Regions from separate parts of the Homo sapiens genome. Here region 1 is linked to region 2. A link is a loop called in an ENCODE intact Hi-C map of the cell type or tissue named here. Cell type or tissue: A673. All regions are shown on one strand.

The links. Hi-C counts contacts between places; a loop is a spot of excess contacts. Peaks named below come from ENCODE experiments on the same cell type or tissue, not always from the same donor. Only the 100,000 strongest peaks of a DNase experiment are listed, where the experiment ranks them.
Region 1: it touches region 2 in a loop (3-fold over the local background); 3 of 110 quality-filtered maps call a loop at or near these places.

Annotation. Positions count from the first base shown.
Region 1 is chr18:63,587,236-63,595,235 of GRCh38, forward strand. It overlaps SERPINB13 (serpin family B member 13), which reads left to right and starts at 108. Exons shown (of 8, transcript NM_012397.4): 1 at 108-215; 2 at 1,416-1,597; 3 at 2,421-2,480; 4 at 5,113-5,241; 5 at 5,619-5,736; 6 at 7,120-7,262; 7 at 7,794-7,949. The coding sequence starts at 1,433. RefSeq lists an enhancer at 1,394-2,593. In A673, no CTCF peak of the experiment used is centred here; DNase peaks (open chromatin) are centred at 3,536, 3,946, 4,266 and 4,676; H3K27ac peaks cover 4,841 bases.
Region 2 is chr18:63,737,950-63,745,949 of GRCh38, forward strand. No RefSeq gene overlaps it. Among named protein-coding and RNA genes, the nearest start is that of SERPINB7, 33 kb to the right of the region's middle. In A673, a CTCF peak has its summit at 4,015 (motif pointing left); a DNase peak (open chromatin) is centred at 4,022; H3K27ac peaks cover 742 bases.

The DNA of each region.
Region 1 (8,000 bases), 150 kb before region 2:
GGTTTCCACTCGAGAGATGCTGACTCAGTTGGTCTGGGGTGGGGCTTGGGCATAGATTTTTTTTAAAGTTCCAAGGAGATTTTAAGGTGCACGCAAGGTGGAAAACCACTGCTGAAGCAGATGTGGAGAACTATAAATTAAGGATCCCAGCTACTTAATTGACTTATGCTTCCTAGTTCGTTGCCCAGCCACCACCGTCTCTCCAAAAACCCGAGGTAAGTTCTTATTTTGGCTCCAATTTAAGACCTCTGTATTTTGAGAACAATGATGTTTGTTGTTTGAAAGAATTACTTTTATTTTGCATAGACTTTCTGGAGGTAGTTTTATTTAATTCAGTTCCAACATGGCCATGACAATGTATCTTCTTTGACAGTAAATTAATCCATTTTATTTCTGAGTTAACCTGTAAAGGATCTCTGCAAGGAAACCTGAGGTTGAAATGAAAGCTTTGATATCAGATGTGGGATGCCTTAGCGGGGATGAGCCCTTGAGGGCAAAAGGCCCCAAAGTATGTGGGCTTTAAAAAACTTTATTTTTCATTAATCTTATTCTTGTTTTAGGATTCCTCCTAAAGCCTTTACTTACTAGTTTTAAAGTAGTTGGTAATGAAGCAAACATAAAAACAGTTCTACCTATTTATTTTTGGCAAATATTAATTGCTCTTTAAAAACTATTTTTGTGAAATGACAAAAGTAATGCAAGCTCATGTACAAGCCTAAAACAATACAGAAAAGTATAAAAAAGAAAACCCTTTCATCTCCACCTAATAATTCATGACCAGAGATATGTGGTTTCTGCTTCAGAAAAATTCAGCCCAGAGTCAAGTTTGTATGCAGTTAGGGAAAGGGGTTTAAGAGATTTAATCAATCCTGTCACTCTCTGGGCTGAATTTTGAATCAATTGAGAAATAGTATCAGATAAGGATTCAAGTCTCGGCTTAATTATTGCTAAGGTTGGATCTGAGAGCACTGTTTGAACTTGAGGCCCGTGGAGATTCTTGTGCCTACCCCCCTGCCTTATCATGGGCCCCACATCTGGACAAACTGGTGTCGCCTGGACAAGGGCTGGGTCTACCTGGGGAAGCTTCCATGAAGAGGAGGCTGTGGAGAGGCAGAGACAGGCAGGGTCAGACAGAGAGCAAGAGAATAAAGCCATTAAAACATTAACCCTGCTCCGCGGGGAAATAAGAACTGAGCACCACCGGATGACGGAAGACTCCAGTAGATTGATGGATGTCTCCCAGCAAGAGAAGGCCAAGAGAGGACGTGAGAAGCAGGCAGCAGCGACCTTTCACCAAAAGGGTGGAAATCCCTGTATTCCGGATCGATGCAAGAAGAGGAATAGAAGCAGAAAGGATTCCCCTGACACAGAGTAATTCAAATGTTCAGTTTTGATTGTTGTTCTTGCTATTCTAGGTCTCGCTAAAATCATCATGGATTCACTTGGCGCCGTCAGCACTCGACTTGGGTTTGATCTTTTCAAAGAGCTGAAGAAAACAAATGATGGCAACATCTTCTTTTCCCCTGTGGGCATCTTGACTGCAATTGGCATGGTCCTCCTGGGGACCCGAGGAGCCACCGCTTCCCAGTTGGAGGAGGTTGGGCGCAGTCAGGGGGCTTCCTTGTTTCCTATGCACAAATTCATTTGGCGGGGGGGTTGTCAGCCCTCTTGCATTATCTTAAAAATACGCTCTTCTTGACCTGTGGACCAGGAAACAGAGACTTTCAAGACAAGGAGCAATTTCAGGTCTATCAGGAAAGCCCTCTTCCTTTTCCAAATACCATCTCGCCACCTGCTCCCAGATGCTTGAAATTTTTTTGAGTAGAGACTGGTTGCGTAACCTTGTCCAAGTACTTATGGAAAAAGTGACATAATCCCCACAAGGGTAAAAATGACACATCCAAGATGAACACAGGAACACATAAGCCAATACGAGTTCCTTAGAAAAAAATTAGAGGTATTTTTAGTAAAGAAGGGGATTCACCATGTTGGCCAGGCTAGTCTTGAACTCCTGACCTCAGGTGATCCACACGCCTTGGCCTCCCAAAGTGCTGGGATTACAGGCATGAGCTTAGCTGGGTGTGGTGGCAGGTGCTTATAATCCCAGCTACTCGGAAGGCTGAGGCAGAAGAATCGCTTGAATCCAGGAACAGAGGTTTCAGTGAGCCAAGATCATGCCACTTCACTCCAACCTGGCCAAAAGAGCAAAACTCCATCACACACACACACACACACACACACACACACACACACACGAAAAATCAGAGGTAAACGCAGACCTTTTTCTGATTTTGCAAGGAGATAATGTCACCTCATATACCACCGAGGTTTCTTTCAGAAGCGTCCACTCTCCCCTGACTGATTCTGTGTGAGGTTTTCTCTTCTCTGAGCACCACAGTAATATTTTCTATCTCTTCCAGGTGTTTCACTCTGAAAAAGAGACGAAGAGCTCAAGAATAAAGGCTGAAGAAAAAGAGGTGGTAAGAATAAAGGCTGAAGGAAAAGAGGTGGGGAGATGTGTTTTACAAACTTCAGTAGAGTTGCATTTTAGGTGTGGGGTCTCTGGGGAAAAGGACTGAGAAAGGCATGAAAGCAATATTGTTGCTTTACTATTAAGCAATAATAATCACCATAGACAAATATTGTTGTAAGGATTATACAATAATAATAACCCCTTAATATTGAGAAGAGACCTTAGGTGTAATGGACAATACCGCTATGATAGAACTGGTAAAGGCTAATAGACAGAAAAGTTCCCATAGCAGAGTGGATGGGTTTTGGAGTTAAACAGACTTAGGTCCAAGTCCTGGCTCAGTCACTTAAGAGCGATGCTACTTTGGGCAAGTTATTTATCTTCTTTCAGCCTCTGTAAAGTCCGCAGTAGGGGCATCTGGCAACTGAGCCAGTGGTGGTGGTGGTAGTAGCAGTAGGTGATATTATTGCTAAACTCCACTCATATTTTTAACCCCGTGCTGATGTTGTATTTAAAAAATTATTACAGGCCCAATGACTTCCTGAGGTCTTTTCCAGCTCCAGTGTTCCTGTATTCGCCATCCAAAGGAGAGTCTACTCAAATATGGGAAAGGAATAAGCCCATTAGGTCGGGGCTAGGATCAGACGTTAGCACTCTCAGGAAGGGCACAGCTGCTCTGACAGTAGTCATAGTGCAATTCCAGACCCTCATAAAACCATGGCTCAGATCACCCAGCAATAGGAGCTGCTCATTTCACAACCCCAAAAGGCTAGGTCGTGTGGGTGGCTCAGTTGCTCCTGTGGAGGGTCAGGCTTCCTTTCAGGGTTTGCGCAACCAAGTTGGGTCATATGGCCACTGCAATGTTCCCTCAACTGAGAAGTGCAGTTGTCTTCAGAGCACATTCTTTCTCAGCCATGATAGCCCATGTAGAACCTTTGTGCAAATTAGAAAACAGCTCATTCTTTTGGATAGCTGCCCTACTCCTATGTGAAGGGCTAGATGACTGGGGTGGAAACTGAATTTCAGCTTTGTGTAAGGCAAAGCTTACACATACATGCTGTCTAGCAGTTTTGCCCATTCCCCAGAATTTTCCTGGGAGCCACAGGGGTATGAAGAGAATAGAATTACTGACTGAAAGGATATTAGCACTGGAATACATCTTAGAGGTCATCTACTCCAATCTCCTCATTTAATAGTTTGCCCAGAGACTGGCTTGGCATGTACCCGTTTGATTATTATGTAAATTCAGAGTATTTTGAATCTTGCTTTTAAAAAATGCTGATAAAATCTCAAGACATATGTACAAAAGGTATAAGGAAAAATGCAATAAACACACTTTAACCCCTCCTTTAAGTGTACAAAATAAACTATTACCAAATCAGCTGATGCCCCTTAGGCTGATGTATAACACCTTCCTTGAGCACGCCCCCATCCTCTCCTCAGAGAGGAAGTCCCACTATTGTGGATTAGGTGTTCATTATTCCCACGTATTTATTATTTCATTACATGCCATATATTTTTGTCATTCTTCTTTGGAACTTGATTATTTTTGGCTTAGCATCATGTTTATAAGATTCATCTATTTTAAGGGGATACTTATAGCTCTATTTGATTCATTTTTATAGCTATTTCCTCATTTATTTTGTTGATGGGGCCGGCCTTCCTTCCTTCCTTCCTTCCCTCCTTCCTTCCTTTTTTCTTTCCTTCCTTCCTTCCTTCCTTCCCTCCTTCCTTCCTTTTTTCTTTCCTTCCTTCCTTCCTTCTACAAACAATGCAAAAATGGCCTTTTTAATGCCAGCCTCCTAATTTGCCTGGGTGAGAGTTTATCCAGTCCCAAGCTATCCAGTATAGTAGCTACTCAAGTGGCTATTGAACACTTGCAATACATCTAGTTTGAATCCAGATGTGCTATAGGTATAAAATGCATATTATATTTTAAGAACTTAGTATGAGAAAGGAATACAAAATATTAATTTTCATGTATTATTTTTGCTGAAATATGTATCTTATATATTAATATGTAATTAATATTTATTGTATTTATATGTTGAAATAATGACATTCTAGATATGTCGTTAAGGTAACATAGAATATGAAAACTTCAATCAGAAAACTGATGGGTCCTACATAAAATATTCAGAAAATTTTTTTTTTCCCCTGGAGACAAGGATAAATCTCACTTCAGCCCAATGTGTAGTGACTCATACCATTAGGAGTCACTCTTCTTATTCACTATCTGGAAAAATTTCCAAACTTCAATAGATAAGAATCGTCCGGAGAAATCACTTACTTTCCTTAGATGCTTAGAATCTTGTGGGGAGCTAAAAACAAGCTTATTGAACATTTAGTGAGCACTTTTATTTGAGACCAAAAAAGCCCACAACTTGAGTTATAAATGCAAGATCTGTGGTGTTGGGCTGGCAGAGAAGGCTTCTCTCTGGAGCTGAGATTGGTCATAACTGACATTATCATATGACTTGGGTAAAGGCTACCTGATATCCAGGGGCCACATCAAACACAGGGATCACCCTTGAGGCTGACAAACGGAGGGAGAGACCCAGCAGCCGCATCCTCTTAGGGGAGAATCTGGGCTTGCTTTTGCCAAGATAACCTGTTGAGATTTTGTTTTAATTTTCAAGATTGAGAACACAGAAGCAGTACATCAACAATTCCAAAAGTTTTTGACTGAAATAAGCAAACTCACTAATGATTATGAACTGAACATAACCAACAGGCTGTTTGGAGAAAAAACATACCTCTTCCTTCAAGTAAGTTTGCCATGCCTACCATATCTGTGAGTGGTATTCTGGAATGGCCAAATGGCCCTGGTAGGACTATGGGTCCTGAAGTCGTGCTGCCTGGCTCTGGCCACATCCCTGTGGTGCTTTTCCATCCTGATCTACAGATATTCAGAACTGCAGGGAGTTCCTTTTTAGTCCTGGCAATCTGAACCTGATTTTTGCCTCATCCCCAGAATAGCTGCATAAAAATGTGCAGCAGGAACTCAATGTGAGATGCCCAGGGCCTTAAAATTTCTCTTACTGTATTAGTCATCCTAATGTATACATAAATTTATTTAGAGATGTTGGCAATTGATAAATTGAGTTTTTAACCTCTTTTTATTCCTTCCTTGTTTCTCCTAAAGAAATACTTAGATTATGTTGAAAAATATTATCATGCATCTCTGGAACCTGTTGATTTTGTAAATGCAGCCGATGAAAGTCGAAAGAAGATTAATTCCTGGGTTGAAAGCAAAACAAATGGTAGAGTATGGGTGGGTCATTCATTGCAAAAAAACAAAAACAAAGAAACAAACAAACAAAAAACACTTCTTGACAACCTGCTGTGAATGAAGCCCTGGACTTGTCACTGCGTGGGGTGCCATGCAGTGCACAAGCTTTGGGAAGGGACTTGAGATAGGTTTTGCAGGGTTGGAAGGGCAAGCCCAGGCCTAGGAGGTAGGGAAGGCACTGCAGATGGTGGAGCAATTTCAGCAAATGTGGAGCGGCCAAGGGGAGCCAGTGAGGGGACTGCATGAAGCCAAATGCACGGAAACGCTTGCTGGAGAACTGTTTACACATAGCCATGGATCACAATATCTTGGGGGTCCTGAAAATAGGATGATGCCTGTCTTGGGTTTACATTCTTTCCTTTATATCAGAGCCTTTCTTCCTGAGTTTTTCTCTGTCTGTGTTAAATGAGAAACACGCAGCTCTCCCATCAAGACTTGTCGTTCCCATCCACAGCTGGGGCCACCTAGTCTTCATCTTCACTTAAGCATAGTGCAGGGGTAACGACAACCTACAGCTCTCCCCACAGCAGAGGATTTGACAAGTTTCTTATCCCATTATTCCTTTCTCATCCCCTGGTATGGGAAATCCACAGAGAAATGTTAATGTGGAAATTCACCTTGGGGAGCAATAGCTGATACTTTAGTGTTAGAGTTTCAGATTCCATTTTTATACCAATTATCAGAGAGAACTTTGTTATTCAGAATGTGTTTTTTTTTTCCCCTCATGCTTGGTCTGAAGAAAGGAAATAAAAGAAACAGAAAAAATAGGATCTTTCAAAAAGTTGAACAGTATTTTTTAGAATTTATTGTGGGATGGGGTGAACTCAGAGACAAAAATATCAACTCCTTCTCCAATATAATAAGTAATCCCTTAATCTCAGGTGGTAACTATATTGAATGGTAAGCATAATAGCTAACACAGAGTGCTTATTATGTGTGAGATGGTATTCTAATAGCTTTACATGTGTTAAATCATTTGTTCCTTTCAACAACCCTATGAGGCAGATTTTATTCCTATTTTACAGATGTGGAAACTGAGGCACAGAGAGTTTAAATAACTTGCCCAAGATTCCTCAGCTGATAAGAGGCAAACTGGATGCTAACAGAGGCATCTGACCCCAGAGTCTGGACTCTTAACCATGAACCTTAATTTATCCACTGGGATAAATAGGCGATGGGCAAAATGAGAACCTCCCCGTCGATTCTGCCAGCAAACCCTTTGTCAGCAAGGCCCTCAGGTGCTGACCTGGCTGGGTTTTTAATGATCAGTCAAGTCCATCTGCATCATATTTGTCATACATATTATTTGTCATTTGGAAGATGGGTCAACCTTTTTCTGTTTCTTCATTTGCAGAAAAAATCAAGGACTTGTTCCCAGATGGCTCTATTAGTAGCTCTACCAAGCTGGTGCTGGTGAACATGGTTTATTTTAAAGGGCAATGGGACAGGGAGTTTAAGAAAGAAAATACTAAGGAAGAGAAATTTTGGATGAATAAGGTATGGCCCTTAGTTTATTTTCGTGATGTGCTTACACATGGAATGTAAAGTCTAAAGTCATGGCTGGGCGTGGTGGCTGACACCTGTAATCCCAGCACTTTGGGAGGCCAAGGTGGGTGGATCATGAGATCAAGGGATCGAGACTATCCTTGCCAACATGGTGAAACCCCGTATCTACTAAAAACATAAAAATTAGCTGGGTGTGGTGGTGCACGCCGGTAGTCCCAGCTACTTGGGAGGCTGAGGCAGGACAATTGCTTGAACCCGGGAGGCAGAGGTTGCAGTGAGCCAAGATCATGCCACTGCACTCCAGCCTGGTGACAGAGTGAGACTCCATCCCCCACCCCCCCAAAAAAATCTAAAGTCATATTTGAGCAAATGCATACTGGTAGATAGTGGATGCTCATTCTGAGACTCTGATATTGGGTTTTATTTTAGATTGAGCTAATTATTTTGATGAACTAACTTGGTTGCCTTAATGCCTTTGGTCTTATGTCCTTTGATATTGTGTGCTCTGTTAATTTGTTGCAGAGCACAAGTAAATCTGTACAGATGATGACACAGAGCCATTCCTTTAGCTTCACTTTCCTGGAGGACTTGCAGGCCAAAATTCTAGGGATTCCATATAAAAACAACGACCTAAGCATGTTTGTGCTTCTGCCCAACGACATCGATGGCCTGGAGAAGGTAAACGCTTACACCTCCTTATTCTTTCTTTCATTTCCTAAGGCTTTTTGT
Region 2 (8,000 bases):
ATAGTAAGTTTCGAAATCAGGTTGTGGCATCCTCTGACTTTGCTCTTCTTCAATATTATCTTGGCTATTCTGAATCTTTTCCAACTTCCGTTTAACTCAATAACACAAGTGAGGATATTTAGGAGTCTTTATTTTCTCAGTTCTCCACCGCATTTTGTCATAAACTCAGGCCAGTAGCATCTATACACATGAGTGATTTTCTAATTTTTCTCCACTTTTATTATTTTCTTCCATGTTTTGAAACACTTTATGCAGAAAACTGATGTAGTTTTACACATCACACTCTCTTGACCTCTGTCTTCTTCCTCTGGTACCCTAGTTTTGTAGAGGAAACTTCCCCTTTTATCCTATCCACTGATGGCACTTGTTCCTTCTTTGTGTCAACAGAGAAAGCAGAGATCAATGAGGTACCCAGCTTGGCCTCAACAGGACCCAAAAAGGAACATACACCTCTAGCCAACAATAGATTTACTGCTCAAGAGTAAATGACTTTAAAAGATTCTCATTTTAAAAATTCATTGACACCCTTATTCAATTTCATTTATTTTTTGAGACAAGAGCTCACTATTTTGTCAAGGCTGGTCTTAAACTACTGGGCTCAAGCTATCCTCCTGCTTCATTCTCCCAAGTAGCTCTGATTACAGGTGTGCACCACCCTACCCAGCAGATTAATTTCTTCAACAAACATTTATTGAGCACCAATTCTGGCCCAGATACCATGTTAAGTCACAGAGATATACAGTGAATAACACAAAGCCTCAGTCCTTGTCTTTATAAGGCGAGGATTTATATTTTGGCAGAGAAGACAGCTTTAGGGTAGTAATGACAATAGGGTAATCGGTGTCATGAGAAGACTGTTATAGGCAGGGTCCTTTTAGTAGACCCAATTTCAAAGAGTGAGGGTTCTCTTCCTAAGATAGGGACTTGGTCAGATTTGCATTCTAGAAAAGTCATTTGGGCTTCCAGATGCTCATATTTATAACGGGAAAGGTACATTATAAACTACATGAAATAAATCACAGAGGAGCATTTTACATGCTAGTAATCAGTTTGGCAGAACTAGAACATTTTGAAGGTGGGGATAAAATACCTATTCATGGTTTATTTTGGTTATGTGTAGACAGCATCTCTGACAATTTAGGTGTCACAGTGACAGGCACCATTAGGTGCTTAACTGGGTGATGGAATTGTCCAGTAATTTGGACATGAGTCATAGTCATCCACAATAACCATGACGTGACCATGCCAAGAAATCCCCAGCACGGTCTTGGAGAATCTTTGACCATCATTGTTAAAAAGTCTCTTTGTTAAGAGGTAATAAGACTGTTGGGGGGCTGGGCGCGGTGGCTCACACCTGTAATCCCAGCACTTTGGGAGGCTGAGGCGGGCAGATCATGAGGTCAGGAGATTGAGACGATTCTGGCTAACACGGTGAAACCCATATCTACTAAAAATACAAAAAATTAGCCGGGGTGGTGGTGGGCGCCTGTAGTCCCAGCTACTCAGGAGGCTGAGGCAGGAGAATGGCGTGAACCTGGGAGGTGGGGCTTGCGGTGAGCCGAGATAGCGCCAGTGCACTCCAGCTTGGATGACAGAGCGAGACTCTGTCTCAGAACAAACAAACAAACAAACAAACAAACAAAACAAAACAAAAAAGCAAACTGTTGGGTGGGAATTTACCAGACTGGGATTTGGCAGGGTTTCCAGGTTTTTTCTCTTAAAAATTTATTTCAGATTCAGGGGTTAAAAGAGTATATTGCCAATTTTGGGGGATTGGGCTTCTAATGTACCCATGACCCATACAGTGAACATTGTACCTGATAGGTAATTTTTCAATCATTGCCCCCTTACCCTTCCACCTTTCTGGAGTCCCCAGTGTCTATTATTTCCATCTTTACATTCACGTGGACCCATTGTTTAGTTCCCATTTATAAGAGAACATGCAGTATTTAGAGACTCCAGGTTCTATATCCGAGCCAGAGATTTGTTTTTGTAAATTCTGCTTTTTGTTAATTAAATGTTTGTATCACCCTTATAGCCTGTGTCTTCCAGATGACAACAAACTAATAGTCTGGATTAGATCCCACTGATAACTGTGTGTTCTTCTGAATCCCACTCCTCCTTCTTCTGGTTCCCCCAAACCCTCTCTGAGATTCACCACTCTTCCTGAACTCCTCGTGCTTTACTCAGTGTAAAATCTGCTCCCATGTCCTGAGCTCACAGAACAATGGTGAAGCCTATGACTTAGCTGACAGGTTCATGAAGGTCTGACCCTCCTGATGTTGCCATGTCTACAACTGCTTCTGGCCAAATGTCCCTGAGTTCCTGGAGCTGCTGCTCCTGCCCATAGGGCTTGAGAATTTGATGTTGTCAGGTATTTCTGGGCTGGTTGTAGAAGCTGGGGTGGCAAGACTCTCACCATCTGTTGGCTGTAATCCCATTCTGTCATTCTAATCAGGGCTGACTTGACCTCCCAGTCTTGTTCAGATGTTGCAGAAGTTCTTTGAACTGTTCCATGGTGCCTTTTCTCTCTGAGATTCAGACTGTGGTGGGGAGAGGAACATGACCTGAGCAGACAGGTGGGCTGCTTGCATAATCACCCCTCATCTCCCAGCCTGAACCACGTCCTTTGGTCATGGACATCCTGACTCTGACTCTGCACTTGAGCATAAATTCTTTCCAGGATGTTTCTTTTTTCCTCATTCAAATAATCTCCATTAGGCTCCCTCACCACTTCTTCATGTGCTCCCATGCCACCCGAATTCCTGCATAATCACAGGGGTCCATCTGGGACCCTGGCCATGCTCGTAATTCCCACTTAGAGATATCAGACTCTGAGCTTCAGCTTCTATCTAAATTGCAACCTCAGTACACACTCTCAATCCCTCTTTGCTGTTTTACTTTTCTCATTAGCATTTACTTCTCTCTTGACATACACTTTACTTATTTATCTTGTTTACTGGCAATATCTCCCTACTAGAATGTAAGTTTCATGAGGGCAGGGGTTTTATATTTTTGTGTTGTCTCAGCAACAACAATTCCGGGAGCATGGTAGATCTTCAATAAATATCAGTTGAATGAATGACAGAATTCATTCTTTAACTGTTTTGATGCTTTTAGTACCTACTATGTTGTAGAATTGCAAAGTGAAGAGCAATGGCCTGAGTGAGATAAGCTGGGTGGAGTTAGTGCACTGAACTTGGCCCATGACAGAGCTCCACTGACAATTCTAATAAGATTGTTCTATAAGCAAGTTAAGGTGGCTTCAGGTTACAGTGTAGAAAAAAATGTTTTATTTCTACATACACATTCTCTTCTTAGCAAGGAGATGAAAAAGCCTGTGTACTACATATATCAGATGGTTAAAAATACAACTTGTGTTGAGCTGGTTTCCCAGAAGATCTAAGCTACAGTTTAGAAAGGGGAAGCCCAGACTGTCTAACTGAATTCAAGGTGTTGATAACAGAGAGCTTATCTGTTTAGTGGTTGCTGATTTGTTAGGATACGATTCAAATCTTGTAAAATTGTTAGGGATGATTGGCCAAGCGTTGTGGCTCACGCCTGTAATCTCAGCACTTTGGGAGGCCAAGACAGGCAGATCACGAGGTCAGGAGATCGAGACCAGCCTGGCCAACATGGTGAAACCCTGTCTCTACTAAAAATACAAAAATTAGCCTGGCATGGTGGCGGGTGCCTGTAATCCCAGCTACTCGGGAGGCTGAGGCAGGAGAATTGCTTGAACCCGGGACGCAGAGGTTGTAGTGAGCCGAGATCCCACCACTGCATTCCAGTCTGGGTGACATAGCAAGACCCTGTCTCAAAAAAAAAAAAAAAAAAAAAAAGAATTGTTAGGGATGATCAAGAATCTTCTGACATCTCCAAAATGAAGTTTCCTAATATTAAATAAGGTAACGAGTTTTGCCCATTATTCATTGAAATTTTATTCAGCTTTTACATTAAAGTTATAATCCTTTTGTCAACCAGTGTGTATTGAGCTCCTCCTTGTGGATGAGACAGTAACACGGGATGAATAAAAGATATAATCTGTCCTTGTGGAAGCCCAGGATGACAACAGAAACAAGAGCTAACATTTATTGCAGTATTATAACTTCATGCCAGGCACCGTTGTACATATCTCACTAATTTGGTCCCATAACTCTACGTGGCATGTCTTATTGCTATTTTCAGTCCAAGATGAGAAGACAGAGAATTGGACAATGTCAGTGGTTTGCCTAGATCAGTGTTAGTTGCAGAGCCAAGATTTGAGCCTAGGAAGCCCCAGCTTCAGAGTCAATGTCCTGTCCTCCATGCTATTGCTGTAGTAACACCCAGTACATTTGTGGGTGGGGTTAAATTTGCAGTTTAGAGAACTGAGTTCTAATTCTGATTCTCTATAGCTTCTCCTTCAGTCCCACAACTAAGCCTTTGAGATGAACGACACTAGTTTAGATGGAGCACTGCACTGCTCACTGCAGAAATCAGCTCCTCCCTGTGGCTAAGCTTTTTCCTGGCTCAGGTCCTAGAACCTTTGACTTTTACAAACTTTCTCACCCACCATACAGATGCATCCTCTCTGTTTCAGCTTTTGTGTGTGATAGTACTCCTCTAGCCTTTGTGCTGGGAGGTCATTGTTGACTTAGTGCTTGTCTCTTTCTTTTCTCTCTCTGTCTTTTTTTTTTCTTTTTTTTTTTTGAGATGGAGTCTTGCTGTCACCCAGGCTGGAGTGCAGTGGCATGATCTCAGATCACTGCAATCTTTGCCTCCTGGGTTCAAGGGATTCTCGTACCTCAGCCTCCCGAATAGCTGGGATTATAGGCACTGACCACCATGCCCAGCTAATTTGTGTATTTTTAGTAGAGACGGGGTTTCTCCATGTTGGCCAGGCTGGTCTTGAGCCCATGACCTCAAGCGATCTGCCCACCTTGCCCTTCTAAAGTGCTGGGATTACAGGTGTGAGCCACCGTGCCCGGCCCTGAACTCCTTATTTCACAAGGCTCAAGGTTTCTGCATCCCAGCAGACATCCAGTTGCCCGGGAGATGTCGATTTCTCCTAGTGGCAAGTACCTCCCTCTCTATGTGTGTTTTCTTTCTCTTAAATCCAGCTCCCCCGCCTATGGTATAAGGTATGGGGAATTTATCCCCCTCTCCTTCATGTGGAGAGAAGCAGCATCCCTTTCCCCTTTTCCTCCCAAGAAACCCCCATTCTCTAACCTCCAGGGGAAAATCCTCAGCATCCTCTCCAGTATCTTGGATGTGAGCCTTGAGGTCAGGGTCATCAGACCAGGCCCATGGTGTCTTGGCCTATCTTGAGTGGATGCCCTGGTAGCCCTCTTTACAGCATGATGCATGCTTATTATCTGCTAATATCTGCCTTGGACCAGCAGACAAACTCAGAAATGAGACAAGTCCCATTTAACATTATTACATCTATATTTTATTATAGGATGAAGTTGGAATTGGAGTTTTCTGGGGTAGATCTGGGGAGGACTTAGTCTACAAGCAAGTCAGGAATGGGATAGGGTTTAAATAGTCTCTGAGAAGGTGGGGAGCCTGTAATGTACCCTGAAACCTGTTTGCTTAGCTATACCATGCCAAGTGGGATAGCTCCCTTTGAAGATTTTTATTTCCACATTATGTAGACAGCTCCAGGGGAAAGGGCCCCAGGAGAGAGGACAGGCAAGAACACCATTGGCCGTGGCTTGGGCCGATGAGAACAACAGCTACACCTTAGCTCCAGGGACAGGCTTCCTCAAAGAAATTACAACCATTTTGGCCCTTTTATGCAGGTGGCTGCAGAGGTCGATGCCTTGGAAATAAGTTCCCCAGCAGCAGGGTAGAAAAGACACAGTGAGATACATCATACTTAAGATTCAACTGGGAGCATACCAGGGATGCTCTATAATGTAATCGAGGGAAGGTTGAATGAAACAAAGTGATTTATCATCTATAACTTCAAACCTATTGGTGTTTTGACATCAACTCTGTTAACATTATGTTATCATTTCATAGAGTCTTTGATATACAAATAAAATTTTATTTGTATTTAAAATAAAAGAAAAGGTACAGTGAGGAAGTAACAGCAATTGCCAAAGACATGTGCCTATTGCTCAGTAGGAGATCATAGCTGTATAACTTACAGTTGTCACTTAAGTTTTTGGCCAAATAAAGCAAGGAAAACATAGGTTCTCAAATATCCTAAGGGCTACATCAGAGAATCATAAAAAATACCAATTATTAATAATAATAGTTGATATTTATTGAGGTTTTACTCTGTGCTTGCCTTGTGTTAAGTGTTTTATAGTTATTTGTCATTTGTTCTGCAACAGCAACCAACAGGGTAGGTGATACAATCAACCATATTTTAAAGTTTAGACAATGCAGGCTCAGAGAGATTAAGCAATTTACCTGAGGACACACAGTAAGTCAAAGAACCAGAATCTAAACTCAAGTTTCGTTTCAGTGACTATTGCTGCAATTCAAACTACCCCAAACCTTAGTGGTTTAAGAGAGCAGCAGTCATTTCATTATCTCTCTCTTTTTTTTTTTTTGTGAAGGGCTTGATTGGTTGTTCTGGCTAGGGATATTTTATATATAAAATATGTACATATGAAATATATATGAAATATATATAATATATATAAAATATATATAATATATAAAATAATATATATAAAATAAATATGTATTTCACATATGAAATATATGTATGAAATATATATTTCATACATATATTTCACATATACATTTCATATATATTTCATATATATTTCATATATATATGAAATCATGCAGCAGCTCCAATTATACAACATTCTATGGGTTATAAATAAATCCCAAACCTGCTCAGATTGAAGGGGATGTTAATTAGACTCTAACTCTTAAGGGCAAGTGGCAGAATTCTAGAAAACTGTGTAGGATAGGAAATTTTGTTGTGAATGTCTTTGAAAAATACATCTACTACAGATCTTTTGAGTCCAAAGCCTAGGTACATAACCGCCAGGCTGTATCATTTTCCTGAAGGGGCATCAGGAGCCACACACTGATTTTTCTAGCTTTGATGTATCATAGTATTTTTTAATGAAGTTAAAGTAATTGGTTAACTGTATATCCAAAAGTTGTTCTTTCTTAGCCCTTTAAAATATTTTATGTAATATTTACAAGTCAGAATTCTTTGCAAATTCATGTTTCTTACTGTTGAGTTTAAACGATATAGTCAAGGTAAGTATAGGAATTTAGATGAAAAAGAAGTTTTTGTCAGGAAAGGCTTTGTAGAGGGGTTAGGACTTTAGCTAGTTTTGATGCATGAGGAGGATTAGGAGGTCAAACATAGCAGGACATCATTAGGACAGGGGATGATGGTGTTGAGGGCGTCAGACCCCAAATGGAGGATCTTAGGGAAGGAGAAAAAGGGCTCAGAGAGATATGGGCTTATCATACTTATGGCCATGACAATTCTTTGAGATCATTTGGTCTAAGCATCTTTGTTTAGACATAAATCATCTAAAACCCAACAAATTTGAAAGATTTGTCCAAGATCACATAGGAAGTTAATAAATATAATGGTGAAGAAACTCCAGAATTCTTTTTCTCTCTGTCTCTTTCTCCTTCCTTCCTTCCTTCCTTTTTTCTTCCTTCCTTTCTCTCTCCTTCCTTCCTCCTTCCTCCTTCCTTCCTTCCTTCCTTCCTTCCTTCCTTCCTTCCTTCCTTCCTTCCTTCCTTCCTTCCTTCCTTCCTTCCTTTCTTTCTTTCTTTCTTTCTTTCTTTCTTTCTTTCTTTCTTTCTTTCTTTCTTTCTTTCTTTCTTTCTTTCTTTCTTTCTTTCTTTCTTGCTGGAGTTTCGCTCTCATTGCCCAGGCTGGAGTGCAATGGCACGATCTTGGCTCACTGCAACATCTACCTCCCTGGTTCAAGCGATTCTCCAGCCTCAGCCTCCCAAGTAGCTGGGGTTACTGACACCCGCCACCACACCTGGCTAATTTTTTTGTATTTTTAGTAGAGGTG